2 separate regions of the Mus musculus genome follow, and region 1 is linked to region 2. Evidence: chromatin loops called from intact Hi-C (ENCODE). Cell type or tissue: heart. All regions are shown on one strand. Links, peaks and the distances in the headings refer to the core of each region. The heading gives the core; the rest is flanking DNA. Region 1 overlaps Ctnna3 (catenin (cadherin associated protein), alpha 3). Region 2 overlaps Ctnna3 (catenin (cadherin associated protein), alpha 3).

The links. Peaks named below come from ENCODE experiments on the same cell type or tissue, not always from the same donor. Only the 100,000 strongest peaks of a DNase experiment are listed, where the experiment ranks them.
Region 1: it touches region 2 in a loop (2.0-fold over the local background); 2 of 42 quality-filtered maps call a loop at or near these places.

The regions. Positions count from the first base shown.
Region 1 is chr10:63,947,292-63,963,478 of GRCm38, reverse strand. The region is part of intron 7 of Ctnna3 (catenin (cadherin associated protein), alpha 3); the gene reads right to left. The region is part of intron 2 of Lrrtm3 (leucine rich repeat transmembrane neuronal 3); the gene reads left to right. Among named protein-coding and RNA genes, the nearest start is that of Lrrtm3, 130 kb to the left of the region's middle. In heart, for the core only: no CTCF peak of the experiment used is centred there; a DNase peak (open chromatin) is centred at 9,028; H3K27ac peaks cover 745 bases.
Region 2 is chr10:63,870,544-63,886,730 of GRCm38, reverse strand. The region is part of intron 7 of Ctnna3 (catenin (cadherin associated protein), alpha 3); the gene reads right to left. Among named protein-coding and RNA genes, the nearest start is that of Gm30644, 60 kb to the right of the region's middle. In heart, for the core only: no CTCF peak of the experiment used is centred there; a DNase peak (open chromatin) is centred at 6,140.

The DNA of each region.
Region 1 (16,187 bases), core at 7,816-10,315, 74 kb before region 2:
CTCTAAAGCCTGTGGCACTGGATCTGCCTTGTGTTCGAAGCCACATCACATATTAACACATTAGTTAGAATTTTCTATGGCAATTCTTCCCTTTAAACTCCATAAGAAAACACGCAGAATGTATTTATTATTAGTAAAACATAACTGAAATTGCCAGAGTCTAGGGAATTTTTAAGAATTTATAAGATTCAGAACTAATTGTTTTTAAAGTCTTGAAGGACATTTACATTTACATTTGCTTTTATATCATTTGCATAGCTTCAAGTATTAGTCAGCATTTTTGTGTACAATTATACGCATACGCTTTATTGGTACTAATTCTTTATAGTATCCCTAATTAGAACAAAGCAGTTTTGACTCGCTTCCTTTAGTCAGCAGTTTGTGTTTTAATTTCTGTCCATGTCAGTAAGGTTATCCCCACAAGGCAAAGGAAATGTATTTCTTAAAAGGTTTGATTTAGTGAATTACATGGTGTCTGGAGTGACTGTCCTCTGAGACCAGCCACCACCATCTTGAACAGTTCAGCTGTCCTCCTTACAAAGGATACGCCCAGCTGGGATCGTTGGAGGTCTATGAGCATCCACTACAGAAGGGTGAAGTAGAGCTTGAGTATGCAGCTGCCCTCAACCACCTGACAATGTGGTTAGTGGAAGATTCAGGACTCTCCATCCATGTAGCTACAGCGAAACCCTTGTCCACACCTGTAAAGGCTGTTCTAGTATAGCCTCTTAAGGAAGAAGTACTTTACTTCCCTTGCAAGTAAAGGCTAACCTATGCTCTCTAAAGAAGCCCAAGAAACTCTTAGTTCCCCAAAGTAAACTTGGATAGATGGTGGTGTTGTTGAGACCTTAAGAGAAGAGGCAGATGTGAACATCCCCCTGGAAATGAGTTTTATCGGCACATGGGTAATCAGGAAGTAAGTTAGGACCAGTTATGTATGACTATGTCTTAATCAGGGAACACAGTGCTCCTGAGTCATAAATGGAACAGTAGTTATATCACTTATCTCATATGGGTGAGACTTTCTGCAAGACAAAGGGCAAGATTGCTTGCCTGGAAAACACACACACACACACACACGAGCGCGTGCAACTTTCAGCTACAAAAAATAAATAACAAAGTAAAACAAACAAAAAAGCAAAAAAAAAAAAAAAAAAAAACCCACCACCAACAAAAAAAACATGTTCCTTTCTCTAAAGAAAAGAAAAATAGATGAGGCAGGAAGGACTTTCAATAAAGACTATGTAGCTACTTGAGTTGTAAATGAGCTATACAACTTTCTTAGCTTCTGTATTCTGCCAGCACCTATGGCTCTAGCCAGCATGCTTACAGCATGTGTAAGCAGGCATGTGACCCAATAAGCACAGTGGTAGCTGTGCCCCCATGGCTCCATGCAGAAAGGCTGCAAGGCCTCTTCTTAGGCCTGAGAAGCATGGAGACAAGATGAGTCCCAGAAGCCATGTGTCTAACCCCAGGTTAACTACATACCCATTCTTCAGCCTTGGCATCTTCTAACACTTGGAGCTAGAAATTTCTGCCTTCTTAACGTTGTAATCAAAACAAAAAGGACCTTTAAGATTAGATGGTCTTATAATCAATAAGGTTATATAATCAATATAGCCATATACTATTGTCTCAATGATTTATGTAAGGGTGTGGATTACTCCAGCATTATGACAGATTAAAGGAAAATAACAATTGACGGGCTAGCTAGCTATTCAGCAAAGCTGCTCTTTATTTTTTGGGCTCATGGAAGTCCTGTTTTCCCAGTCTCTTTTCTATTACAAATAGCCATTTGTCTACACTCCAACATGAGAGACATGATGTTGGGTATTTCTAGTTATGGGTAAGACACCTCCCTGAGCAGGTCCTCCAAAGAATTTCTTCATGCATGAGATGAATGCAGACATCAAGAATCTACAAGAAAGCTGAACCACAGTTATAAGAAAACATATCCACACATGGCCCATTAGGGAGCACACGTGCTAATCTTGGAATGGTGGAATGCTATAGAAATGATATCATGATCAACTTATCTTTAACCAATGAAAGCTGGGCCTTATCTTTTATATAATGTAGTACCCAAGTGAAAAATAGGAATAGAAAAAGTTAAGTGTCAAAAGAAATTACTCCCGAAAGCAGACTGCCAGTCACAAAAGAACACCATCAAAATGTCTTTGGTAATTATTCTTATTTCAGAGTTTTGATGATCAACAAGACGCTTAGGAGTTTGTAGAAAATGTAGTGTTCTCTCAGTCTTCCCAGGAGTGACGAGCAAGTTGATTTCTACTTTCTCTACTCCAGTGATGTCTTCTTTCACTGGAGTTCAATCACTCTTATAAAAATCATGTTCTCTAAATTAGCCATGCATCTCTCAAATATGTATACAGGTATACATATGCACATACATATATAAGTTTAGCTAAATATGAAATACTACATGTACTGTTGACGTCAATATCAAATCTACAGTCATAAGCCTTAAAGGTCTTCTGAATCCCTTAGCTGCTAAACAGACTGTGTTTTCCTTGCGTCAAATATTGCTCAGACGTAACCTCGTTTCCTCTCCATCTCAAAATGTTTTGTTTTCCTCACTTTGAAAAACTTTTGTGTGAGAATTAAAATTGTAAACATTATAAATCTCCTCCACTTTGCTGCCAAGTAGAGGAAATGTAAATAAATATTATAGCATTTAAACACCCATTTGTAATTTCAAGTAAGTGGAAATAAAGTCAACTGGGAGCTCCAAGGGCAGATTTTTGTAGACAGAAAAAAAAAAAAATCCTTATTCAAGTGACATACACTGAAGCTTGACCTAAAGTGTGTACAGGTAAAGGCCGGAGGCAGATAGGAAGTACTATGTCTTGGGATGTAAGTTGTACCCAAACTCACAGGTGGACACGGAACAATAGGCTCAGATAAGCCATGTCATGGCACAGAGGCTTACCATGTCATGCAAAAGGTCCCTATCATGCAGGTAAATCTGAACTTCTCATCCTGTCCATTTTCTAGAAAATGCCTTTGTGAGAAAAATATGTCATCTCCTGGGAATTTTCATCCCAAATTTTAATTTGTAGCCTCATGGCTTTTAAGGCTTCTGTGGAATGATTTGAATGGTTCCTTAGTCATTAAGTTGCAATTAAAAGTTGCCCAAACACAAATGCTATAATCCAGAAACTCAACACTCAAAAACATGGCACCCAAAGGCAAGGTGATATCAGGAGAAGTTAAAGCTGGTACAGGATTAGATCCAAACAGAGCAGAAGCTTTGGCTGGTGATTCATAACACAAAGAGCACACAGCAAGCATAGAAGGCAAATATGAAATAGAAGAAGTTTCTACTGTACTATTAAAGTTACAGAGGCTATTTTTATGTATTTATGCTTAAAGTATGAGAGTTAATTTCCAAAAGCTTATAATAGAATTTATAGGAAGTCTTATTTTTGGAGATCAAATTCATCCCACTGAATCCATATGAATCTTCCTTCACAAAGCTCACTGGTATTATATATCTATATACATGTATATTATCATATATAAATATATTACACATGTTCTTATATTTATGTAGGCATATAAACATAATATACTAAATGAGCATTCTCTCAAACCTATGCCAAAAACTAGAACAATAGTTCCAGTCTTTACCTATCAAAAAATCCTCTTAACTAAGATACAAAATATATTTTATTTCAAATTCATCAGCATCTCCCAGATTTACTTGTAATCCCTCAAATCATGAGATAGACACTAGAACTTTCCCTCTTGTGGGCTTCAAAACAATTTTGCTCCTTAGTTTTGAAAAATGAGATTTCTGTTTATGTGGGTGATTGTATGCCATTGAGTGTTTGTCATGTTGGAATGAAGATGCTGTGTGTGTGTGTGTGTGTGTGAGAGAGAGAGAGAGAGAGAGAGAGAGAGAGAGAGAGAGAGAGAGAGAGAGAGAGAGAAATCTGAGGGTCCATTTATTTCAAGATAAATATTAAGCATTCATAAATACTGAGTAAAAGCCAACTAAGACACAGTCATGACAATACTTTTAAGGAAACTATATACAACAGAAATGAAAAAAATTGATTATGTATATTTTATGTATCTGTATATCCTAGAAACATTGCAAAGAGTGAACACCTCAGTAATTTTTTTGTTCAGTATTTCTTATTTAATATTCAAGGAAAAATAGACCATGGCACACAGAGTAAGCAGAAAAACAATTGCCCTCTTACAAAATCATTATTCCCTGTTCATTTCATTCCTTATATAACTCTTTGTAATGATGTTTCCATTGATCACTTTAGTACCAGCAACTAGTCAACAAACTTTAATAGGTCTCGCGTCACGCATGTATATTAAGCATGCATGTGCTTGCTGCTTAAAAGGTATGAAATTAAACAAAGGTAATAACTGAATCCAGCATTCCTCAAACTTATGTAATAAAGGGAATCTGCTGGCCTCAGCTGGATCAAACATGTGATCCAAAAGTGATTACTTCTAGCAAACTCTCAGGCAATTCAGAATGGGAAACTGGAAAACAGATTCGGACTAAGTGCCCAACTCTCCTGTGCATGAGTTGGTCATTAATTAATGTGTTCAAGCTGGGCATGCTTACGTGCTGGACATAACAAGAAAATAAGGCACACTTCCAGCCTTACAAATGCATATAATAAAACATGTGAAAGGCTTGCCTGAAAGTACATGCACCATGCAGTGAGAAGACAAGGGGAGCAACTGTGGGTTCTGCTGAAAGGGTTAGGTGAAATCTATTCCTAGCCTCATACAAAGAAACCCATCAGCCAAATCTCAGAAGGGTAGGGGCTTGCTAAGTCACCCGGCAAAGGAGTGGCAGATTGATAAGAGGAATTAGGACTGGTACTCATATGCTAAATGGATTGGCTGGCTAGACTATTGGAGGATGGATAGTTTTGGAAATTATTTAAGAAGTAATGAAGGGCAATCAAACTGAAGTAAAGTCAATTATACAGAGAAGACAAGATATGGTATATGGTAAAAGAGAGATTGGATAGGCCTAGTAATTGGATGTAGACTGGGAGGCAATGGAGTAGGTAGTTCACATTATAAGAATGGATCAAATTTGTGGTGAGGAAAAGAATTTAGCATATGTTGTTGGCATATGCAATAATGTCTGGGTTTGGTGGTTGTTTATGGAATGGATCCCTGGGTGGGGCAGTCTCTGGATGGTCATTCCTTCAGTCTCAGCTCTAAACTTTGTCTCTGTAACTGCTTCCATGGGTGTTTTGTTCCCCATTCTAAGAAGAATCGAAGTGTTCACACTTTGGTCTTCCTTCTTGAGTCTCATGTGTTTTGCAAATTGTGTCTTAGGTATTCTAAGTTTCTGGACTAATATCCACTTATCAGTGAGTGCATATCATGTGTGTTCTTTTGTGATTGGGTTTTCTCACTCAGGATGATATCCTCCAGATCCATCCATTTGTCTAAGAATTTCATAAATTCATTCTTTTTAATAACTGAGTAGTACTCCATTGTATAAATGTACTATATTTTCTGTATCCATTCCTCTGTTGAGGAACATCTGGGTTCTTTCCAGCTTCTGGCTATTATAAATAAGGCTGCTATGAACATAGTAGAGCATGTCCCTTATTACAAGTTGGATCATCTTTTGGGTACATTCCCAGGAGTGGTATTGCTGGATCTATGTTCAATTTTCTGAGGAACCACCAAACTGATTTCCAGAGTGGTTGTACCAGCTTGCAATACCACCAGCAATGGAGGAGTGTTCCTCTTTCTCCACATCCTTGTCAGCAGCTGCTGTCACCTGATTTTTTTTCAAGCAGATTTCTGCATTTATTGCATAGATCGGATTGAAATGGCTTTGAGTTTGAGTCTTTTGAGAAGAGCTATTAACTCTCTTCAGAGTCACATAAAATTTAAGATTTGCATGTACTCACAATTTATGTCTGTCTTGTTTTTGTCTGTTTTTTTGTTTTGCTTTGTTTTGTTTTTGTTTGCTTTTTGTTTGTTTTTTAATTAGGTATTTATTTCATTTACATTTCCAATGCTATCCCAAAAGTCCCCCACCCACCCACTCCCACTTCTTGGCCCTGGCGTTCCCCTGTACTGAGGCATATAAAGTTTGCAAGTCCAATGGGCCTCTTCCCACTGATGGCCGACTAGGCCATCTTCTGATACATATGCAGCTAGAGACATGAGCTCTAGGGGCTACTGGGTAGTTCATATTGTTGTTCCACCTATAGGGTTGCAGATCCCTTTAGCTCCTTGGGTACTTTCTCTAGCTCCTCCATTGGGGGGCCTGTGATCTTAGCCATTCTGACTGGTGTGAGAACAGGACCCTGATATAGCTGTCTCCTGTGCGGCTCTGCCAGAGCCTGGCAAATACAAAAGTGGATGCTCACAGTCATCTATTGGATGGAACACAAGGTCCCCAGTGAAGGAGCTAAGAGAAAGTACCCAAGGAGCTGAAGGGGTCTGCAATCAAATAGGAGGAACACCAATATGAACTAACCAGTACCCCAAAGCTCGTGTCTCTAGCTGCATATGTAGCAGAGGATGGCCTAGTCGGCCATCAATGGGAGGAGAAGCCCTTGGTCTTGAGAAGATTATATGCCCCAGTATAGGGAAATGCCAGGGCCAGGAAGCAGGAGTGGGTGGGTTTGGGTACAGGGATTTTGGGGAGGGTATAGGGAATTTTCAGAGAGGAAACTAGGAAAGGGGATAGCATTTGAAATGTAAATGAAGAAAATATCTAATAAAAATGTGAAATTTTAAAAATAAAGAATTTAGCATATGCTAAGTTAGGGAATCAGGCAAGAATTTGACAGGTGTATCTGACTGGGACACAGCTGAAGATGTGATCTAAACCTTCAGTAAGAATTTCCATTTAGAGATAGATTCAAAGTCAAGAGATAAATGGTGAATACAGATTTGGGCGCAGTTGCAGGCAGAGAAAGAGTTGCACAATATGGGAGAAAACCGAGGACCCAAGGACAGAATTGTGACCATCCTTGTGTTTCAGGAATCATCAGAGGGGGGAAAATAATCAAAAGTGGAACACAAGGAATGAAATCAGGAGTCATATGATTTTCCCCTTTATGTATTTATTCACTTTACACCTGGATCTAAGCCTCCCTCCCTCCTCTCCTTCCAGTTCCACCCTCACACATCTCTCTTCCCACCCCTTTTCCCCTTCCACTCTAAGAAGGGAAGCCCTCCCCGATGGGTACCAACCCACTGTGGCACATCAAGTCTCAGGCAGGACTAAGTGCATCCTCTCCCACTGAGGCCAGGCAAGGCAGTCCAGCTAGGAGAAAGGGATCCAAAAGAGAGGCAACAGAGTCAGATTCAATCCCTGCTCTGCTTGTGAAGGGGACTCACATGGACCAAGTTTTACATGGGTTCAAGGGATTTGAAGTCTGGCCTTCATGCTTACATGGCAAGCACGGACCTCCTAAGCCTTCTCATAAGCCTCTCTTTCTACGTTCTGGAAGTATAGAGATTCCCTGGACACATTTTAGCAGAGCTGGCAGTTAAGTCTCTTTGAACACTCAATACTTAATTCATCATCTTCCATTCCAAGAAAAGTTAATTCTTTTTCTGATTCCTGATCATTGAAGTGAATGAGCCCCCTTTGCTCTGACCATCACGAAGAGCTCCTTATCATCTAACCTCAATGGCTTTGGTGGGACACACTTTAGAATGTTTACACTGTATTTATCCTGCTATAGTTTGTTAAGTGTATGCAATCTATTTATATGGGCATCTTTGGGGGAAATTTTGGAAATTTCCTCTATTGAACTCTTCAAACCATGCGTTCTAGACTCTTGTTGGGGAGATTTATTTTCACATCTTCTTAAACCTTTTATCTAACCTAATGTCTTTGATACAATACCTCATTCCCCACCCCATGCTTTAATCTTAATATTTTCCAGTTTGCTAATCAAATACTCTGCTGTGCTTAACCTCACCACACTTCATTAACCACAGCTTCATTCAATTCAAGAACTACCTGATTGGTTGTTTTGTGTGGATTCTAAATTTAGGATGATCATCTGAGACCATTTTCCTCTTCCCTTGATCATGTGAAGGCGTCACAGGCATCTCCGAGCCCCTTCCTACTGTCTGTCTTTCACATCTGCTTCCCCTGCTGCATTCTCTCTGCTTTACCTTCTGTCTGTCTAATTGTTCTTACTACACAATGGAGATGGCACAGAAGCAGCACTGGATCTTCCAACCAGAGTAGGGGTCTCCTGTCAGAATAGTACTTGAGAGCCCAGGGAGTCTGTGGGACTGGGGCTAGGCTGCATTTTTAGGGTGTCCTCTGGTGTTTGTTTTCCTCTATTTATAATCTGTGACAATCCCTGAATCTTAATTGAACTCTTGGTATGTCTTTATCTCCTTTATCTTCTGATGGGAAAGAAGTAACCGCTCTCTCCTCTCCTCTCCTCTCCTCTCCTCTCCTCTCCTCTCCTCTCCTCTCCTCTCCTCTCCTCTCCTCTCCTCTCCTCTCCTTCCCCCTTCCCCTCCCTTCCCCTCCCCTTCCTCTTCCCCCTTCCCCTCCCTTCCCCTCCCCTTCCCCTTCCCCCTTCCCCTCCCCTCCCCCTTCCCCTTCCCCCTCCCCCTCCCGCTCCTCTCCTCTCCTGTTACCCTTTCCTTCCCCTTCTCTCTCTGTGTGTCAGAAATGTTTGACTTCTTACCCTACCCATGTGCCCACAAAGAGGTTGTTGAGATCTTGGAGAGAGTTCAGACTGCATTTGAAGTTCTCTTTTCCCTGTTCCCTGCTGCCAGCTTCTCTGGTTTGTTTCCTCCCAGAAGCCTGCTGAGGTTTTTCCCTCTGCTTTGCTGAATCATTCAGCCCAGGCCTGGAGCTTCCTGTGCAGCCCGAGGACACAGCAAGCATCCAGTGGAGAGAGCTGACTGTGCTTTAGATGCCGCGGATCTCCAGTTTGCTATCTTAACCCTGAACAATCAGTACAAGTGTTGCTGGCTTTCCTGACTCCCAGGAGATACATTCAGCCTGGGCCACGTCCAATCCTCAGAGCTCAGAGCAAGCAAGCACACACACACACACACACACACACACACACACACACAGCCAGCAAGTGCCCCAGGGAACGAGAGAGGAGAATCAACAGAAGGCCTCCGATCTGTAGTTTAGTTCACCAGGTCCTGGTTCTTCCCACAGCTCTGAGAAAAAGAACTAATTTGTCTTTGTTGTTCTGGGTACTGCAACAGAGAAACCAGCCTGCCGTGACCTACTAGAAAATGGAAAGACTATTACATATTAATAGCTCAAATTGGTTCTTTAAATTATACTGAGACTAAACCAACTTCCGTGTATTTTCCATTTGCCATTCTAACTTTGAAATCTAGAGAAACACTAACATCTTTTACTCATTATGTGTCTTTCAATATTTGAACAAGTATTCTCCTTGTCTCTCAGTGTAAATAGCAACACTTACTATCTTCATTTTTCATAGTTCAGTCCCCTGCTACACTCATCCCCATCATCACATGGTGACAACTGGCTGACATCCCTCTTATGAAAATATGAACAAATGTCCCAGAAGCTACAGTTAAGCCTAATGAAAGATCAGCAAGAATCATATCAAAGCTAATTCAATGCAAAGAAAGTTATTTGATGAATTCTTTTAAAACCAATGTGTGGGGGGCGTGGGGGGGGAGAAGCACAAGAGAAAATAAACTGTCTGAAATTCATAGAGTGGGATGAAAGTTTCCCAGAGAAAAGAAGGTCATGACAAAATGTTCAGTATGATGACAGGAGCAGTTGAGTTGGTTCGAAGCCTGAGTCTCAAACAGCTTCCGTGTATTCTCCGGACTTGAGTATGTCTTCACATGAGTTACCCTGCATCATCCAAGGAACTTTTGGCCAAGGTCAAAAAATGGAAATGATGATACAGTTTCTTAGTTCAAATACAGATGCTTATTTGGCTCGGCTGCCCCTGGATGTTTAAATTGTCAAAGTAGTGCCAAGCAGCCATTCTTAACTCTTACCATGAAAAAATAACCACAATATTCCTGTTCTTTCCACGAACAAATCTTAATGGTGGCAGAAGAAGGTTAAGCTGTCTATGGCAACATCTTCCCTCTCCCTGCTCTTGTCTCTCCACAGGTCTGATCTCTGTGATATAGACAGTACACTTAGTGAGGACTAACACTCAGGGATGTGATACCAGCAAAAGGGTCCTCTCTCTCTCTCTCTCTCTCTCTCTCTCTCTCTCTCTCTCTCTTCTGTATATCTCTCTCTGTCTCTCTCCCTGACTGTATATCTCTCTGTCTCTGTCTCTGTCTCTGTCTCTTATTCTCGTGTGTGTGTGTGTGTGTGTGTGTGTGTGTGTGTGTGTGTGTGTTTCTCTTGCCCTTTTAAAGATGCTAGCTAATGCAACTAAAGCATGCTTGGACAGGGGAAAGGAGAACGTAGGACATGCTCAACCCATAACACCACCATTTGGTCAAACTTGAAATAGACCCTCCCCTCGAGTTCTGTTTGGCATACAATGGAAGAATACCAAGGAATCTCAAGATTGGCTTAGTTGGATCATCTGAGAATAGTAGTGAAGTAGGAAGACTCATTCCAGGGGTTGAAGTCATACACTAGAACAAAACTGCACCTGCCTGAGATGTAAATGCTCAGAAAAATGCTCACATGTTTCCCTGTTCCCCCTGGAGGAATGTATACAACAGCACCAAATACATTCTTACTACTAATGAGGCTTTTAGAGAGAGAGAACAAGAGAGCCATTATATCTCTCCTTTTAAATGTGTTAAAGATTCTCTTCTTAAATTCAGCTGTACTGGATTACTAGGGATGCCATCGTGATGCAACACGCATGTCTTAGATGACAGAAGCTTACTGCTTTACAATTCTTGAGGCTACATGTTCCAGACCAAGTTATAAATCTAGATTAAGTTAGGGATAGAGTCTGGTTTCTTCTGAGACCACTCAGATAGTAGATCTTCACTATCTGTGTCTTCATATAAGGACCCTGTTTGTTTCTAGACCCCAAACTCTAGTCTATCTTCTTCCTTCCTCCTTCCTCTTCATTTTTAGCTCTTTATGAATTTCATAAAATGTATTTAGGTCATATTCATCCCCTTTCCCCAACTCACCCCATAACTGCCCCCTGCACATAATTTGTGTTATTTTTTGTTTTGTTTTGCAGATATATCTAGTTCAGTCTGTGCCGCCCATATACACGTGTATGTGTGGCCTTCCACTGGGGTACAGCTGGCCTATCAGGGACACACCCACAAAGAGTCCTCTCCTATCAGCTATCAATTGTCAGTAGCTCTTCAGCGAGATTTCTTTCATTTAAAATTTGTGTTTATTACAAACTTTAAGATAGCTTTTAAATGTGTGTGCTTGTGTGTGCTTGTGTGTGTGTGTTTGTGTGTGTTTGTGTGTTTGTGTGTGTGTGTGTGTGTGTGTGTGTGTGTGTGTGTGTGTGTGAAGTGAGTTCATGTGAATTCAGTGGCCTGCAGAAGCCAGAAGAAGGTATCAAAATCTCTGAAGTAGAATTACAGTTGTGAGCTGTCCCGCACGGTTACTAAAAAACAAACTTGAGCCCTCTGCAAGAGCAGGACACACTCTTAAGTGCTGAGCCATCTTCTCCAGACCCAAGAAATGCATTTAAGAATCCATTTAAGCCACACATTTAAGAATCAAGCTACTTAAGAACATTGTCAGTATTGGATGCATTAATTCTAAAAATATGCGGCTCACAACCTCCTTCATTAGGTGCTTAGGAGTACATTCAGCTCCTGAAGTGGCTACTTGAGCTGGGAGAGAGAGGGGGGAGAAGGGATAGAGAGAGAGAGAGAGAGAGAGAGATTCAGAGAGTCAGATCCATTCACAGTTAAATAGAGCAAGGCCCCACAGTTGTTTCTCCCTGGAATTCTTCTATAAATAAGCACCATTTAGAAGTGCCCAATAGATACATGTAAAGATATAATGCTCAGGACACTTAAGATTAGGAAACACACTGAAACCTATTTTACATCAAAGTAGAGAAAGTAGGTTCAAATTTAAAGCAAATATCTTATTTCATCACTAAAGATAAGATCAGAGTAAAGAGCTATGCTGAGATGGGAGATAGTTCTACTTAAGTAATGGTAAGGGGCTGGGCAACAGAGACCACAGCAGACCCGGGCCTGGGCCTTGGCACAGACTGGGCACTGACAGCATTAAGATCAGAAAGAAACAAGAAACACAAATTGGAGCCATGCGTCTCTAACTTCATGACACTACCTAGTTGCGGTTACACCAATGGCTGAGTTCTTCAAAGTCACAACACAGGACTCTGTTCCAGGCCAAGAAATTCCACAGACTCAAGCTGCAGTCAGAGGCAAATGCTATTTACAGTCCAAAGTCTGAGCTGATGCAGAGGGCCCAGTGTTTGGCGGGCACCTTGTAAGTTCTCCGTGTTATTAATCACTTTGGGTGGGAATGGAAGTGTGGGGTCACTGATGGCACGCTTCCCGAGTTGCAAAGGCCAGAACAATGGGGCTAAAAATTAACGCCCTCATTCAGAGCCATCTATTTTTAAAATCCCTGAGAAGCAACACACAGGAAGCTTTTACCACGTTAGCCAGCAAAATCTGAGCTTTCAATCAACAATTTCTTTCACTGAAGGTGTGGAGTGTGGAAGAGATCCAGAAACACAGATGGTGTCTCACATCTGCACATGCAATTTCCTTTTCCTTCATTTTTTATATAAGCCCCTCTTCTTTTCTTAAAAAAAAAAAAATTGATAGAATTTTTCCAGTAGAACGGAGCTAGCAGCGCTTATCGCTTCTGAGAATGTTCCTAACCTCCATCTCTCCATTTTAGCTGCAATCGAGGTCTTTTAGTATATGTAGAAAGATGAGGGAAAGATCTTATAAAGTCCCCTTTATTACATCCTGAATAATTTAATAAGATCTGGTTCCTCCAAAGAGCTAAAACTTTTAAACAGCCTTCCCTCATCCTGATCCCTAAGTTTGTTCAAACTTATTCTTCATAGGTCTTAAGGCCACATTGACTCTAGAAGATTGTGCTATTCATATTGAGGGGACAGTAAGGACGGTGGCTTGCTCAAGGTCACTTAGCTAGTTATGGCAAAGGAGCATGATAAATGAGGAGGAGTATCATAAACCACATTTTACAGGGACGATGAACAGGAAGGCAAATGGGTAACTCTACCTGCAGGAACCATTTCCAGAAACCTGTAAGGATACAAGGCCCTTCTTTTTATAAAGTAAACCAGATATATTTGAGAAGACAGCAAAGACTTACATGAAAAACTATAAGGATGTTACAAAATTCTGGATATGGATACCATGCTTTGAACTAGTGCTTCACTCAGACAAAAGGGAAAAAAATTAACAAATTGAAATTTAAGAATGAAATACTGGGAAACCAGACATAGCCATGGAAATGTGGATAAGAGGGGAAAGTCATAAAATGACAACATAAACTATGAAATGTTTTTAAAGGAGCGGTTGGCTTGCCTTATAAAAACACACACTCTATGGGAATGAAGGGCATTTGTGGGCACGCCATCTCAGCAGTCTGATTGCTCTGACAAAGGCCTTTCTCCTGACCTTCAGAGCCAGACAATCTGCTTCCTGAATATCTCTATTGACTGTATCTTTACCTTTATTTTTTTATATATACCAAACTCTTAGCAAAAGCAAATTCAAGCCGGTTGACCTTGAAATGCATTCTGTTTCAGAGGATGCCCAAACATGAGAGCATTTCTGCATTCTGGGTCCTGAGCATTAATTATCCTTGAGGTGCTCTGTTCATTCACCTCTACTCTATATTTTAAAAATTAATTTAATTATTTACTTTACATCCAGATTGCAGCTTCCCCTCCTCCTTCTCCTCCAAGGCCTTCCCTCTCACATCCTCTCCCTCTATCCCCCCATTTCTTCCTCATAGAAGGGGGGCCTGCCATGGATATCAACCCCCTTGGTCTATCCAGCTGTGATAGGACTAGGTATATCTCCTATTGAGGCTAGACAGAGTAGCCCAATTAGGGGTAAGGGGTCCAAAGGCAGGCTACAGAGTCAGAGACAGCCTCTGTTCTTACAGTTAGGGGTCCCACATGAAGACCAATCTGTGCATCTGTTTACACATGTGTAGATGGCCTAGTTACATCCCATGAGTGCTTTCTGGTGGGTAGCTCAGTCTCTGTGAGCCCCTATGGTCTCCAGTTAGTTGAGTCTGTAGGTTTTCTTATGTTATCCTTGACCTCTCTGGGTCCTTCAATCCTTCCTTCACTCTTCCACAAGAATAGGCAAGGTGGGGGGTTTGTGGAGGGATGGAACTGGGTTGGAGAAGAAGTAGAGAGAAGAACAAAAGGGATCAAGTGTGGAGAGGACAGAGGGAGAGAAAACTGGAATTATGGTGGTGGCATCTCTGGAATGACACAGAAACCTAGGACAATGGAAACTCCTAGGAATCTATGAGGGTGAGCCTAGCTAAGGCTCCTAACAATAGGGGATATGGAACTTGAACTGGTCACCTCCATCTTTAATCCTTTGGTCTCTACCCATCTTATCCCCCTACCCCAAGTCTTCTGAAACCTGCCCAGGCCACTCCTACTTCCATGGCTACTATCACACTGACATTATATCTTTTTTCTCTCCCGGACTCTCCAGTGGTAGCCTAATATCACTGAACACAGATACTCATGCTTAGCGTCTTCTTTTCTCTAGATTGCTAGTTTGTTAGCACAGGTTAATGTCACTCTCCAGCTTAACCACCGCCCCCCCCCATTGGCTAGCTTCCATTTGCTTTAATCAAATTCAAACCATCTAGAGTTATTAAATAGCCTCTGAGGAACTAGGGAACATGACTTTGATCGGTTTACCCTCTTTACCTCTCAAAACCACTGGTGAATTTCCCTCAGATGAGAGCATCGCTCTCAGACTTTTGCTTGACCCAAGAAAGCAAATATGATGTGGAGAACTTCTTCTCCAGAGAGTAAACCCAAGTCCCCAGAAGTCTCCTGTGTATTTGAAGGGCTGCATGTTTATGGTGCCCCTTACTGACCAGTGTACATGTAGTGTCCATGGCTATGAGACAGGGCTGGGCACAGTTGCTCTTTGAGACAAGGGAAGGAAGGACTGGCAAGAGAGGTGACTGAGAAGATAGATGGGTAAGAGGAAGGTCTCTCCTCAGTTAGACAGTCAAGTAGAATCCAGACAATTAATGTGTTATCAATGCAATCCTTAAGCTCAGGGTGATGCTAGCAAGTCACATATGAGGGAGAGTGGGGGCCAGAGCAATACACCAGCAACTCATTTAATGTAGGACCTCCATACAACCATTTGTCAACCATTTGTCTTCCATTAAGAGCTTCTTGAAATCTAGATACAATTTCTAAGATAATCTATTTCATCTAGAACCTACGTCATGAAGTTAAAGCACCAATAACTCATAACACCCAGGGGAGCAAAGCAAAATCTATACTTATACATTTTGGAGGCAAGATTTACACTTCCAATTTTATTTCCTGGATGTTCGTCTGACTATACTGGGGTAGGGATTATAAGGGTGATTTATGGGCACAAGCTGTGTGTAAGAAACTCTACTTTTTGGAAGAATGTTCAGTAGCATCATAAACACACATATCTGTGGCTATGGCTCAGCTTGCTGCCAATACTGCCCTGGGTGTTGAAGGAACATAAACTACAAATCCAAGATCTAGGAGTCATCAAACTAGGTAAAACTTTATGTAAATGTCTAAGGAAGTGTGGGGTGTGGGGGGGGATCCACAAATGTCTCCAGAGGACCAGGTAATACATAGGAAAGATAACTAGTTGTTCTCAGGACCCTGAGATATAATTGGAAGAACAGTCATTAACACACAATAATGCTTAAGACATGCCAGAGAGAGCACAAACACTAAGTTCCTCCAGCTCAGGCAAGGATGGTTACATAACTGTTCAATGTTTTTTTCCTTAAGCCTTCACGCTGTAGATAGAATTGAATGTGCCTCCTGATGAGAAGCAGGGAGCTGTAGCAGAGGGAACATGAGGTAGCCTGGAGGAGGGCCAGCCTTAGGCGCCACATTGCTTTTAGAATGCCCCCTTTCTCTCAGGAAATAAAGTGATACGTGGTTTATAGAAAGCAGCACGTTGTGTTCCAGGTTACAGACAACTTCTTTGGGGTTTGGACCTGAAAT
Region 2 (16,187 bases), core at 5,084-7,583:
TGGCTGCAGCCCTACCGTGAGCGGAAGTGGTACCTGGCAGAGACCGTCTGTCTGAGCGTTATCAAAACGGTGTCTAAACGTAGACAGAAAGTCTGTCAGCAGTTCTCTGGCAACTCTGCTCTGGGCTTTGTAAATATCTGGCGCCAGCCTTTGAAATACGCCAAGCATGAGGAGCTGCCAGCAATCTGAGTCTCCTCGGAGGCTACGATAAGCTTAAGGGGCTGTGCTCAGTGGCTCCTTGAGGGTCCAGCCAGTGTTTACAAAAACTCACCATTTATTTCGGGTATATACAGTAACCACTGATGGTTTCATTAAAAGCTACATTAAAAGTTATCTGCTGGAGGCTGCAGAGGTGTCTTAGCAGTTTAAAATGTGTGTTACTCTTGCAGGAGAACCGAGTTCGACTTTCAGCACCCGCGTAAGGTGACGCACTACTGCCTCTGAGCTCCAGGGAGATCTGACTTCTTAGCTTCTCCACACCTACACTCATATGCTCAGCTTAAACTCTACACAGAAATATACGATAACACATAATTTTTTTAAAAAGACAAAACAAACCTTTCAAAAGGTTATTTATTGGCCAATTTCCACCAAACCATTTGGTTTCGTTTGAAGGCATTACATGCTGCTAATATCTAATAAGCAGTATAATAATCCAACAGCGATAAGTTAATGTTAGTAAATCTACTAGAATATCATAATATAAAAAGCACTTGATAAGTGGTTGGTGATTAAAAATCACTTTCAAAGACTCCACTAGAATTAACTGAATATTTTAATAGAGCTAGAAAAGAATTGAGAATTTTTCCAAAGGACACCAAGTAAATAATTACATAAATGTTTGGGGTGGACATGTGTACCCATTACTCAGCTCTCTCATCATCGTGCACTGTCTACGTGGGTTGAAATTTCATACCATATCCCATAAAAAGTACCGGCAGTTACTAAGGCCAATGAAAAATAAACATATAATCAGGGTATGATGGCTCACACCTGCAGTCTTAGCACTCAAGGGCTGATGGGAGAGATGGCTCATGAGTTTGAGGTCATCCTGGGCAGAAACTCAGCTAAGACAAGCATAATTAGATGATAGATAGATAGATGATGATGATGATGATGATAGGTGATGATAGATAGATAGATAGATAGATAGATAGATAGATAGATAGATGATAGATGGATGGATGGATAGATAGATAGATAGATAGATAGATGATAAATAGAAGATAGATGATATATGTGTGTGCTAACTATTGTGATAAATGCTTACATACCTTATTTAACAACCCACAAAGGAAGGAGATTCTGTTGCCTTCTCTATATTGAAAAGCAATGCCACTATCAACAGGCCCCTAAGTTAGTTCTAACGTAGTTCCACAGATGGTCTGGGTCCTTTACTGTGCTTCAATTTTGTTAACGTCAGTGATTTCACAAATTGTTTGCATATAGGGCTGTGACACTTCATCCAATTAGTTATAAGTTTCTCACATACTTATTAGAGGCAGAAAATAAGGTTGAGAAATTCTTATTCGAAGACATTAGGAAAAACATTTTATGATAAATCGTAGCATAAAACTACCTTACCCTAACCATCCTCAAATTCTGTCTCACACTCACACAAGCATTATAAAATTACACATCCCCCTTCTATCTCTGCATAATGTTCCTTTGCCATAGTCATTAAATAGCAGGAGGCAGCAGTGGTCCCCTAATGTACAGACCTGGCGAGAGCGAATGCAGAGAAATGGATGCTCTCAATTAAAGCATTTTCAAAAATGAGACAGTACTCCAACAACATTCCTCCACCTTCCACCTCTGCTTCGCCAATCTAGGGCTTAAAGATCTGTTGGGATGATGGTTTATATGAATAATCCAATACAGAACACTAAATTGTGGATAATAAAGTCAACTATATCATGTTAGATATTTATAGAAACAGATATCAAAATCCAGAATAAAATATCCTAAGGTTCAAACTTATTTGCAAAACCATTTATCACTCTGAGTATGTTACATCACAGGCATGGTTTGTACTTATTAAATAGAATGTTGTGTGTTATAATGGGAAATTCTTTCAGAGCTAATGCTTGTTTGCTTAGTCACCTTCAGATGCATGTCTGCGGGGAAGCATTGAACTTACATGTGTGTGGAAATGCGTGTGTATTTAGGTTTATGACGCCTAAAGTAGGAGTGAAAACCATGTATGGAGTCTCAGAATGAATGAGGATCCAGGAGCATACACACACACAAGTCAGGAGTGGACTAGCAGCAAACATGACTGGTGAGCGTCAGAAACAATCTTCTCCAAAACGCAACAGAAAAACCACTTCACATCTGTAAGCCATATGCTCAATAGTGTGTAGCAATGGTTCATATACCTTTCTTCTCAAGAATGAATTAAAGCTTGGCTGACTACCTATCTGACTTAAAAACACTTTTGCACAATATTCCTTAACTCTTTTTAGTGTTGGGGGTTTTTATACTTTGTAGGGGGGCATGGTTACACGTGCTCCACAGACACCATACCATGACACATACACATTTACAAAATACTATTTTTGTATGATGCTGCTCTGCTCTTCAAACCTCCCTTCTCCTAAATAGCTCTTCTTCGGGTGACAGCGACAACTTGCTAGCTGATGTATGCCTGGAGAAGCACAGGACCCAACCCTGGGAGGGTGGAATCCAGAAGATAATATTCCCTTGTGTTACTCTGTTTGATGTGTGTTAGCCTGTGCTTCCCTTTCGGGGAGATCTTATAACTTATATAAACATTACATTTCCTAAGATATCCATCTGTAAGAACAGGAGGAGTACTACTTTCAAGTGATTTTTTTCCTAGGGGTCAAAATATGCACTGATTTGAGGATACCTTTGTCTACTTGGATGACATATCTATTCAATATAAGCAGGAAATAGCACAAATGGATTTTCAGGTACAGTAAGAGAGCTAGAATATAAGGAATATATAATTATGTTGTGTTTTATATTTTAGATTATGATTTTGTTATCTCAAGTTTCCATTGAAAATTGGAATGAATGAAACAGACAACTTCAGATCGATATTTAACGGTAGGTATGAAGAGAAGGGGATCAGGTGGTAATCTCTGTGCTTATTAAACCTAAATAGCATTCCCATACAGAGCATCAGAGGTCAGAAAAGGTGAAGGCTCAAACTTCTTCCCAATAGAAAGTTCAGTTGTTCAAAGGTTGAGAAAACTATTAATTATCTCTAATAAACATCGCAGAATTGCTCAGCCTACACTGGAGACTTAAGACAATATATTTACTCTTCTAGTTTTGGGGCAGTTATTTTAAAGCCCCAAAGTGAAACTGTATTAGGAAAACTATATTAGTAAAGAGAAGCATGGGGGGGGGGCTGCATTCTGTTCCCTGTGCTCCACTTTCCAGCCCACAGCTCTGCCTACATTCCTGGAGGCCCACTGGCACCAGGGACAACCAGGCAAGACCCTGCCCCAAGCCCTTGCCTGCCAAGTCCCCTTAAAAGCCACACCAGCCCATGAACTCCATCTTCTGGCCCACAACTTGGCCTGCTTTCCTGGAGTCTAGGTCTCCAGGCCCACTGGTACTAGGGACCCCAGAGGCAAGATTAGTACCCTAACCCCAGAGGATACACAGGCCAGAAAAACCCAGGGAGACATCCTACTGGACCTGAAGACTCGTTAGTCATCAGAACACCAGGCCACACAGGCCAGAAGACAGAGGAAACAGAAACCAAGTTGAGGAAAGCATCCAAAAACCATCCATCTAACAGAGATAAACTCAGAAATAAGCATCTAAACCTGTAATAACTGCAAAACCCAGAGGGTTGAAGGCCAGTGTAAGAACACCTGCAACAAGAGCCAGGGCAATATGGCACCACCAGAGCCCAGCTATATCCTACGATAGCATGCCCTGGACATCCGAATGCAGGTGAAGCATAAGAAAATGACCTTAAAACCAATCTTATGATGATGATCAAGGCCTTTAAAGAGGAAATTAATAAATCCCTTAAAGAAATACAGGAACATAGAATCAAACAGATGAATGACTTGATGCATTGGAATTGACTGGCTGCTATTTGGGTTCACAGTGGAAAACCACAGCTGGCCTAGTACGCAGCACCTGCACACACCTGTTGATTCTAACTGGACTTCGAAATAGCAATGACCAGAAAGTTTTTTAAAATTGGCAAGCTTGTCACTTCTCTATAATATGGTATAATTAGAAAATACCAATCATATTAAATTTGCTTTCCGATGTTGTTAATAGTACATGAAAATTTCAAACCATCTGGAAATTTACAAGTTGGCAGTATTTACAGTTATTTGTTTGGGGATAGCAGAGAGGGCTGTGCCATCAGTTCAGCACTAGCACAGGGAAATCTATGCTAATAATCTCTTGTGTTTGTAATTATATAGACTGGTTCATAAGTTATCTGTATGTATTACAAATGTGCATCTACAATGATCATAATTTTAAATAAGTGTTGTTACGAAAGAAAGCGAGAAGGTCTGGGGAGATGGAGAATCCAGTAAGGCACTTGCTGAGCAAACATGATCCCCAGGATGTGTGTGTGTGTGTGTGTGTGTGTGTGTGTGTGTGTGTGTGTGTAGCGAAATTTTAAAAGCCCATTAACCCAAATCTGTTTTATATCAAAGAAAAAAGAATGCCCTAAAAATAGAAAGAAAAATAGGTGTCCTAAAGGGCCAGATACAAAGTATGAAAAGCAAATATTTACCTCTAAAACTTTGTTTCTAGACATGGTCTTTTCTGTCACTCACTCAGGACTTAATTTTATTGTGTAACCCAGGCTAGCCTCAAGTTCATCATGTAGTCAAGACTGGACCTGATCCTCCCTGGCTCCTCATGTGTGCTGAAATAACAGGCCACAGCAGTAGACTGGGTTTCATTTTCAAACGTTGATGGTGCTGAATCATAAAAATAGATCATTTAAATAGTATAACGAGGCCTTCCATGGAACAACAAATACCTTACATCTTAAAGGAAAGCTGGAGCAGATGGGGCTCTGCACACCTTTCCCAGGACTCTTCAGAAGGCTATGGCAGCAGTGTGCACTGATGGTACCTTCCATTTCCAAGGACTCCTGCCACACTTGATCTTAGGGCCTATTTAATATCTGCAGTGTTGATTGTATAACAAGCAAGCAAAAGATAAAAAGAGAATGAGCAATACACACACACACACACACACACACACACACACACACACACACACACTTAGAATGATCTCCATGAAAGAAGGAAGACTCAAAAGCTGAAACAATAAAAAAAAGGGGGGGGGATTTTTTTTTGGTTTTGTTTTTTTAATTTAAAAGGGTAAGGGGGTCCAGTGGCCAGTCCAAACTGGGATCCATCTCAAGGGGAAGCTCCAAGGCCTGACCGCTATCACTGATGCTATGGTGTGCTTACATACAGGAGCCTAGCATAGCTGCCCTCTGAGAGGTCCAATAAGCAGCTGACCAAGACAGCTACAGATACTTACACCCAACCATTGGGCTGAAGTCAGATGAATCAGGGAAAGGCTGGAAGAAGTTGAGGAGGAGGGTGACCCTCTAGAAAGACCAGTAGTCTCAACTAACCTGAACCTCCAAGATCTCACAGATATTGGGCCACCAAGCAGGCAGCATACTGGAGCTGGCCCAAGGACCTAACACATATACAGCAGAGGACTGTCTGGTCTGGTCTCAGTGTGAAAAGATGCACCTAGTTTGAGGCCCGAGGGGATGGTAAAAGAGCCCATGCGTGTTCTCAAGAAGGTTGATGCAGAATTGCCTCAGTGGGGAGACTGCTCCCTCACCATCTCAACTGCTATACCAGAGCTACAAAGGAACCCCATACTGTTTGTTTCATAGTCAGCGCTATCATTTAATCAAAGTCTAACCACCCAACTCTTTGTAGCAGTGTACACAGAAAAATCCCAAATGTCTAAACTGCACAGCCTTTGGAAACATCACACCAGATTTCATCAGTGCTTACAAAAACACTCCAAGATTTGGACCAAGCAAAAGTTGCATAACAGCAAAATATCCATCAGGATCCTGTCTCCTCCAGCGAAGGCAAATGTGCTTTGGCCTCTCAGCATTGCTGGCAGCAAAACAAACCTGACATCATTCTCCTCAGCCCAATTGGCAGCCCAGCTGTGCCATTATCCCCAGGAAGAGAGGTCGTGTGCGGTAATGCCTGCATTGTGCACCAGACAACCAAGTCCAAATTACCCCCCTCAGAGCAGCGCTCAGCCTCCTAGAATACAGAACTGAGGAGAAATGCTGGTTGGTTGGAGCAGACCAATCATGGGAAGGGATGTTTTTTGACTGATAATGTCCCCAAATTACCGGTGTCAACGTGGCGTCTGAAAGTCGGGGCCAAAGCAGCTATTTTTCTATGGGAACATTCACTAAAAACATGGATGCAGCTGCTTTAGTCTTGACTTCTTTCTCTATTTTTATAAGATATATAAGGTCACGACTAGAAGCACAGATAAAAATTTTATAAAAACAAATTAACCAGAAAGCATTTTATCCATTTTTAGATGCATCTAGTCCTTTTTAGAATAGTTTTTAAAGGCATATGCAACCTGGGTCCATGCCAACTGGCAATTTAATAAGCAACTGTATAGTTGTGCCTTTTCAGTTACAAAATACACCAACATGATAAATTAAAAAAAAAAAAAGCTGGTAATTCAGTCTTTTGCTTATGGATACAATTTTCCCTAGGCTTGATTTATCAAAAGAAAAAATCATGTTTTCCATACCAGGAGAACAGTAACCCTTATGAAAGTTCAGAATGTGTGTATGTCCATGGCTACATACAGAAAAAGAAGGTGGCTTCATAGGAGAAAAAGAGACTGCCCACAGCCTTTTGTTCTGAGGGTGGGTTATCCACGTTTGAGATAATAGAACATGGTCTGAGTTAGTGAGGTTGAACTGTATTTGTCTCTCCCAAGGTCCCCTCTCTTGATATCCTCTTTAATAGTTTCTTGGTCTCCCACTCAGGGAAAAAAATGCTATGTGTATCATCACACATTTATAAGAGAAAGGTCATCTATGCATATCTGTTTGCTCCCTGTAACCAACAGTAGACCTGCTGGGTTAAAGAGACTGTATGCAGGTTAGTTTGATATCATAAATTCCTTTATAAAGGAAGCCCTATATTTTCATAATTGTTCCCTATAAATCATGTAGACTTAGTTTTTTAAAAACTGACTTTTAATAAGGTTTTTTGAACTCTTTGACCCTCTCCCTCCTTCTAGCCCACCATCCAAAGGGAGGGGAGAAAAGATGGTAAATAGGACATGGGGAAGTTTGACCTGTTTAGAAGTCATCTTGTGGGTCGGGGGGGTGAATTTTAATTACTGTTTGTCAAGATACCAGTAGTCTAGTTTAGAAGAGTCACTTATCATGAATCAGCAATGGCTGCAAGATCCAGCAGAAGCCACCAGGCCTCCACTGAATCAGCACTAGTCAGTGGGAGTGACCAGGACCAGGCAGAATGCCAGGAGTTCTCTTCCCTGTCTCTCTTGATGAAGTAAAGATCAGTGAAGATGTGAGACCAATGAAGAATTGCGAGTCCAGCTATGCAAGCACCCCTTCACTGTCAGCTGAGTCCTATTTATACTCTCTCCAGACACCACGTGTGCTCCCATGGGCCTTGCCTCAGCAAAGCATCATATGAGTTTGTGTCACAGGACACAACCAGAAACTTCCACTTCAAAATCATATATCACAAGGCTTGCTGAACCACTGGAATAACCTAACATTCTGATGGTGATGTTAAGGCAGATGAAAGAGAGTGCTTTGACAAGAAAATACACTTTTTGACTTCAGCCTCTATACCTATTTAACTCAAACTATACCATTGCATCTCAACTATATTCAAATCACAGATGGACCAACTTTCCTCTAACCTGAGGAAAAGCATAAGAAGTCCAGAGTTCAGGACTTATTTTGACTCTCACTTAATCCTAGGAAAGAAATTTCCCACTTTATGACAGTTGCTCAGAACACAACCACATGGCATCAGTCCAAAGGAACCTAAGTCATAAATAGAGTTCTAGCGAGGCTTAGGAGATGTTTCAGTCTTCAAAATTCCACAGAAAATGCCTTTGGTTCCTGTGTTAATGAAGGTGTTTGTTTGTTTGTTTGTTTGTTTTCTTTAAGAATTTTTAAGAACTACAGCCCTGGAAGTGAATTCCAGGATCTACAGAAGGGTCCTCACCATGGGCACAGTCCCATGTTACTCCCTGCAAGCATGCAAAGATCTTCTAGACCCGCTGTTCCATCTACATTCCTGTGATAGGGGCAGCCATGACCAGCTTCTCTGGCCAGTAGCTCCTGTTTTCCCAGGTACTCGCCATTCCTCTCTGGGACGACTTTGAAAATCAGTTAAGTAAGCTTTGCCATGTTGGGAAAAAGATTTGAGATTATTGTAATATGATACTAGAAAAAGTCATGCTTGCCTCTTGGTAATGCTTTTTCAATTTGCAACTTGGATACTTTATAGACACATCCATCCCGTTAGTCCACTGAAATATCGGTTTGCAATTTGCAGCTGTGGCAGAGAAAACTGAATCTCACAGCAACAAATAATAAGGCTGCAAAGAAAATGTCCAACTGTTTCTTGAGAAAAAAATTATAACATGAAAAATTATAAGTTAGATGATACGTTTTTAAAATAAAAAATTTTATGTGCCTGTATTGATGTCTGAATTTAAGGTTTGGGGGTTTTGGGGGTGGGAGGTGTTGTTGTTATTTTAGTTTTTCTCTGCATCCATTAATGAAAAGATCATGTGATCATCTCAGTACATGGAGAAAACAACTAGGACAAAGGCCAAACATGCTTTCTTAATGAAAACATGGAAAGAGTTAGGATGGAAGCACATATCTTAACATAATAAGGTCTATATGACAAATTTATAGCCAATACAATTCTAAATGGGGTGTGGGGGATCACAGTGCTTTGATCCCAGTAAAATTTAAAAAAAAAAATCAAGTGTCCACTCTCTCTGCTCCAATTCTGTGAAGTCTTTACTAAAAGGGACAATAAGACAAGGGACAGAAATATAAAGGGCACCAGTATGAAAACAAGAAATCAAAGAATCCCTGATTCCAGGTAGGATTGTATACGTAAGAGACTGCAAAGTCTCCATATATGATTCTACACATAAGAGACCAAAGTCTCCATATATGATTTCATACATGAGAGACCACAAAAGTTCCATGTATGATTCTATACATAAGAGACCACAAAGGCTCCATGTATGATTCTATACATAAGAGACTGCAAAGTCTCCATTACATGTATCTGAGAATTGTGATAAGCACTTTCAACAAAGTGATAGAAAAAAAAATTAGCACAAAACCTTGAAATACACCAGTGATAAAATATACTGAAAAAGAAAATGGAAACAATCCCACTCATAATAGCCACATTAAAAAAAAAAAGTCTATGGAAATAAGACAATGGAAACTCTAAATGCCAAAGTAAGAAATTAAGGGAAATACTAAGAGATGGGAAGACCTTTCGTGATCAAGGAATGGTTACAGCCATCCTATCAAAAGCAATCTACAGACTCAATACAATCCTAATCAAAACCTTAGGGCTATTCTTCATGGAGATAGAAAATATAATCTTAAAATTTATGTGGAATCCATAAAAGACCATGGATAGCCAAAACGATCCTGAACAAAAAGAATGAAGAAGTTTGTTTCAGAGCCACAATAATAACAGGCACCGACATACATAAAACACATTTTTAAAGTGTCAGCATCCACAGCCACCAGCAAAATGAATATTAAGATTTAAGATTCCATCTCACACCAGTCTTAAATTACTAGTAACAGAGGAAAAAATGTCACCACAAAATGAAAAAATCCTGATGTTTGGTAAATAAATATTTCTAATATTGTTTGTGGTTCTTGGTCACTGCTGTAATATGCATTTATTCTGCCTTGAAATTTGATAATGTTGATTAAGAAAATTTTTCTGGGGGGAAATGCCTTTCTTGACCCAGTATATTATGCTTGTAAGGTGTTTCCAAATATGATTTTTTGACCATGGGGATTGGACCATCTATAAGCCTGTCTATAAAGTGTATCCCACAACACACACTAAACAGGTAATCCCCTGGAACTTGCACAGAAATGTTGAAATGACCCAAAAGCAATGTATGTAGCAACATGGTTCAAATAAACTAAAATTTAATATTCTGCTATGAATTACATACATAGCTCTCCATGACCAGCAAAGTTATAATGAACTGCTCCATAAGTGGATAACCTACAGATACATAAAAAAAACAAGTGTTAATTTGCTAAACTAACAAAGAATATTAAGTGTGTGTGTGTGTGTGTGTGTGTGTGTGTGTGTGAGCGAGAGAGAGAGACAACAGCAGAGAGATGCCAAGGTAGCTACACTTGTATTCTCTTTCCCTAGAGAACCTAGATAGAACCTAGAACCTATCACACTATTTATTCATGCCATAGCTACACATACAATCCCCTCACAGTCCTCTGGCAGAAAGTAAATAAAAATTGTCCCAAGGAACCCCACCTGGTATCTATATAGGACTTACAAATTATGGGGCAAATAACTTCTTTCTGTAGAAGAAATAGAACTATTTCCATGGGTTATGCATTTCAGGAGGGTTTATAAGCTCAGGTAAATCTGGGATATTTCACCATATTTAATGACAATAACCGATATCCAAAAATTGGTGTAAGAAGTGTGTGCTATAATTTATGCAGGACATATCTATCTCTGACAAGCATGTACATTTCTTTCTTGATAAACTAAAAATAATTGCAACTTATGAGCATTTGATTTGAAATTTTTAACTACTTTGTAGTTTGAGTTCCCTTGATATAATTGAAGTGTGTTTGCACGGAGGGAGGGAGCATTGATGGGCACCACAGTGTGGAGCCTGAGCTACAGAGGGTGACTTGGTGGGAAGTTCTCTGTGCCTTGATTTCCTCATTGGAAGAAGTGGAACTGATCTACACACCCTTCATGACAGAGTGGCTGAGGATTACAGAAGGTATGAAGATCTCAGGACAGTAACAGGCACTACCTACTCTATACACGATTGTCAACCAAGTAAATTAACCCAGCAACTAAAACACAAGATGTGCCCTTTGCCTCCGGAGTCAAAACACAGAAGCAGCTCTCCAAAGGGCCTGCTGGATGGAACCACAGGAAGCTAATGCTCTTGGTAAACAGAGACAAATGAGAAAAGCTATTTATGCTCTAGCTGTGCCAAGCCTTCAGTGTATGAGGACTTTCAAATCCAGCAGTACATTTCCCTGTACGTCTGTGATTTTCTTTTCTCCGTCTTCTCTCCTGTCTGTTGCTTCTCTCTTCTTTCCTCCTCTTCCTTCTCTTCCTCCTCTTCCTCATCCTTTCTCTGCCCTTCTCCCTCCTGCCTTCCACTCCTTGCTGGCTCATACAAACCTTCAAGTTTTACTCTCCACTGGACTTGAACACACCAAAATATGATGACATCACCAACTCTTCCTTGTAGTTTATTGACTTGGGGGCGTTCTGAGTTGTGGGGGCGGGGGTTGTGGTAATTGTGTTTCTCTCTGATCTAGTATCTTGTCAAGAACCAGAAGCATATGAAGAATTACCACCACTTCTTCATGGACCTCAGAGTTAAAGCAAGAACTAGTGAGGTGAGTGAACCAGGAAATGACAAGGACCTGAAAGTGTCTCGGACGGATCCTTGGCACTGGGAAGATGCTCTAAAACTTCTCAAATAGATGTTTCATTAATATTAGCTTCCCTAAATTCCACCATTTTAGAGATGCATTCATTTAGATAATTAAGTATTCTATATGTTAAATAAATCCATCCCTCATTTTCCCCTCAGGTGATACACAGATGTGAATGTCATATTATACAACAAGAAGCCAATTCTGAAGGCTTTCTGGATCCCCTAACAGAATTCTGCCACCTACATTTCGATATCCTCACTGCACTCAGACAGAAAAGATACATCTCATGAGATAATAGTTCATATTTCTGCTCTTTTATGAATTCACTGGGGAGTCTCATTTTAATATTTACACATCTAATGAGAATGGTGACTGTCTCACATGCACACCATTCAAAGATCCTAGCACTCAGCAGGCTAAGGAGAACTACAAGTTTGACGCAGACTGAGGTATTCAGGGAAGCCCTGTTCCAGATAATGAACAGTAACAACAAGACTGCTTATAATGCTTGATTGAAAAGGGATTCTGGCCCCTTCCTTTCAGAGTAGCTTTAAGAACGTAACTCAAACATTAGCACAAAAAAGTACTAAGACACAAAAGTCTGCTGCTCAGAGTACGTAATGGAACATTTGAAATTGTCTCGTGACTCTACGATATCAAAAAAGTCTACTTTTGCTGTTCCTATACAGTTCATTTATTTCCATTTCTCTCAGATAACCTTAAAAGTTTTATCATTGAATTTATTTTTCTATTAGTATGTGGAAAATCTAATTTGAGAAAATGAATCTTCAGGAAAAAAAATGAACTTTTTTCAACTGAAAGTAACAGATGAGAGGTGATCTGTGGTATAAAGAGAAAGGCACAGCAACCAACTCAGTCCTTAGTTCCCGGAATCCAGTATGGTAAAGACATCAGGGTAACATTTTGACCCCTGGGGCTTCTCTCTTTTTTTTTTTAACTTATGTATCTCATGAAGATAAATTATTCAGTCATTGAGATTACTTGTTAAAGTAAGGAATTTACTGAGGGATTAGAGAGATGGCTTGGCATTTAAGAACACTCGAGGCACTTCCAGTAGACCTAAGTTGGGTTCCCAACACTCACAAAGCAGCTCACATCCATCCAAAGTCCAGTTCCAGGTCATCCACAGCCTTCTTTTCTTCTTCTTCTTTCTTCCTTCTTCCTTCTTCCTTCTTTCTTCTCTTCTCTTCTTTCTCCTTCCTCCTTCCTCCTCCTTCCTCCTCCTCCTCCTCCTCCTCCTCTTCCTTCTTCTTCTTCTTCTTTTTCTTCTTCTTCTTCCAGCCTCTGTAGGCACTGGGAGAGGGGGTATGGGATGGAAAGCAGCGGGAAGTGGGACAGGGAGGCAGACTGGAAGGGGAATGAAAGACTAGACTGCAAAAAGGGATTAAAGAATAAGAAAACAATTGTGGGGGTTGGGGGAATTTGTTTTGTTTTGCAGAGGAGGAGAGCAGGGTTTGTTTGTATTTGTTTTAATGAGGCAAAGTTGTTCAGGAAGGTTCAAGTCTGTCCCCAGCAGAAAGCAAGTTTGAAATGGAAGCCACTCAATGTCAGATGTGCTAAAGTAGGTCTGTGAGGCCATGGTCTTGAATCCAAGAGTAATAGTGGCCGAGATGGGGTTATAGCTGTGGGTGGGTGACCGGAAAACGTAGCCCTCAGGACTCACGTTCTTGGCATAGTCATCACATTTAATGATCAAAGTGAGGGTTAAAGAAAGACAGTAAGGAATCAGTTCTAGAGCTGGAAAGATGGTTCAGCAGCTAAGAGCACTAGCTGCTCTTCTGGAGGTCCTGAGTTCAATTCCCAGCAACTGTCTCTAATGGGATCAGATGCCCTCTTCTGTCTCGTGCTCTCTGTCATGCAGGCATATGCACATATAGAGTGCTCATTTACCTTCATAAATAAACAAATAAATCTTTTTTTTTTAAATCAAGTCTAGCTTTTCATCTGCTGATAACCAAATGGCCTGAGGGAACAGGAAGGGGTAAGGAACAGTGGGGTTTTAAGAGGGGACATTCTTATCTAGCATGGTAAAAGAGGGCTGTCCATTTGTGTCTACTTTTCCTCTTCATAGCTACAAGAGGCTGGTGTTGCTAACACATGAATTAAAATAAACACTGGGTGTGGTAGTGCCTGCCCATCGTTCTATTGCTCTGAGGCAAGAGGATGCAAAGATCAAAGGCTATCTAGCAAGAGCCCATCTCAAAAAAAAAAAAAAAAATAGAATAGAATAGAATAGAACAAAAAGTCTCTCAAAGCCAAGCTGTTTAGTATAGCACTATGCCAAACTTGTAAAGGTCTACTACATCTAACTGCTGCGTAAGAAGAGTGCCGAGGAAGAAGCATTGTTAGCAAAGCTTTTTCTCAGGGTTTAAGGATTTTTATGATAAATGAATCTGCCATGATATGGGAAGTGTGGGGTGTTTTACTGGTATTTGTGTTTTCTTGTTTTAAAGGTGATTATTTAGCAGTTAAAATATAGTGTGTAATATGGACACAGAATTCTTTAGAATTCCATGTATTACTTCCAAGGGGCCAGGGAAATGTAGAAGACCCTAAAACCCACATGCCCAAAAGATGATTGTATTGCCCACAAAGATGGTTTTCAGCTCAAAGAAACTAGAAGCCATCCTTAGAAGTGGTGGCGATGGCAGCTCAGAGCTCATATGCAAGATGGTAGATTCTAAGTTTGGCTTTGCCAAAGGACGACATAGTGTGGTGTGTTCCGTGCTTAACTTCTATGTATGAGTTTAAATATCATTCTGTACTAGCTCTTGCCACTGTGGAAGGAGATGATCAGCAGATACTTGATTTTTTTTTTTTTAAAACTAAATCTGTGAGAAGGGAGCAAAACAAGGAGGGCACCACTAACCCAGTCTCTTTAAAAAGTATTGACTCAACAAAACTAGAGGGCCAAGGAGATGGCTCACCGGGTAAAGGTTCTTGGCGGCAAGCCTAAAGGGCTTGAGTTCAGTTCCCAGGATGCATCTGGTAGAAGGAGAGAATTCATTTCTTACAAGATGTCCTTTGACTTCCATACGTATCCTATGATATACACATGCTCTTCCCCACAAACAATAAATAAATGTTTAAATAAAAAATATTTTAAGGTGGACTAGATACTGTAGCATACTCCCCATTTTAAGGTGGACTAGATATTGTAGCATACTCCCCATTTTAAGGTGGACTAGATACTGTAGCATACTCCCCCAGGCCCCAGCCCCACAGCCCAATCAGAAGAGGCACTGACTTCTAGTTCCCCAGTTAACACTTTGGGTAAATTTAAGGATATTCAGTTTTGTTCTATTATTGAATATGACTGTGATGCCCGGGATGAAGTTTTCATCGAAATATGCAAAAATCTTAAGTACCACATAAATAGAACTGTAATTCAATATAAAATCCCAGATATGAATGGACAAAAGACTAGAAGGAGGTCACATAACTTGGTGGCAGGGTAGTTTTCCTGGGGACAACACAGAGTCTCATTAGCAAATCTGAGAAGTCCCATTGAAGTACAGAGGCTTTGGGGCACGCATGCACACATCGGCACCCCATGAACTCTTCCCAGAATTAATGAAGCAACAGTCTCCTTCCATGCAGAAGCAGCTTTAGAAAGAGGGAATGTATTTCCTGAATTTCCTCTGCCTCCCTAAGGTCCTGCCTATGCTCGCTAAGCACCTTTCTGGTGTGCATAAGCCAGGGCTGCAGGGCAAACATTGTCCGTCTGTCTCCAGCATCACATCCACGGGAGCAATGTGACCATTCAGGACTTCACGCAAACACGGGTGCCCCTTTTCAAGATCTGATGAACTCACCTTCATTCCCCAGATGTCAAACTCAGCTTGCCAAAAAAATAGGCTTGTCCTCGTTTTAATTCTTCAGAAGAGAATCTTCAATATCCAGAAAGGGTAAAGAGATGGGCATACTAGACAAGACAGACACATCTGTTGACAAATGTTTCAACATCTGACCTCCTGCAGCCTCCTTTGATATGTCAGTTAATGTGACAATGGGCAGAAACCTTCTTTGAAGAGAGCAAAGTGTTCCAATGATTAGCCAAAATAAAGAGTCCTTAGCAAGCAGACTGGTAAGGAATAGAATGGGCCTATGGTAGGATTCCCAGCTGTGAAAACTAGTTTTGTGATTAATAGTTTCTAGCTTTAAGCTAAATTTCCCATGGTTCACATTCTTGTTCTTCCAATCTTCAGTATCAAGCTTGAATCTATTCTTTTAAGGGTAAATTATCCTAATGCCTAATTCAAAATCCTAATTGAGTCTTCCACTATGGCTGCTGTTAATACTCAAGTGCTGTGAAAGGGAAGAGAAGCTGATCCTGGGACTGTGGGCTTCTCAAAGGAAACAACCACACCTGGACGTTGTGCCCCGTTTACCGGCAGGCGATCATGATGCATAATCATCTCCCACATTAGTGTAT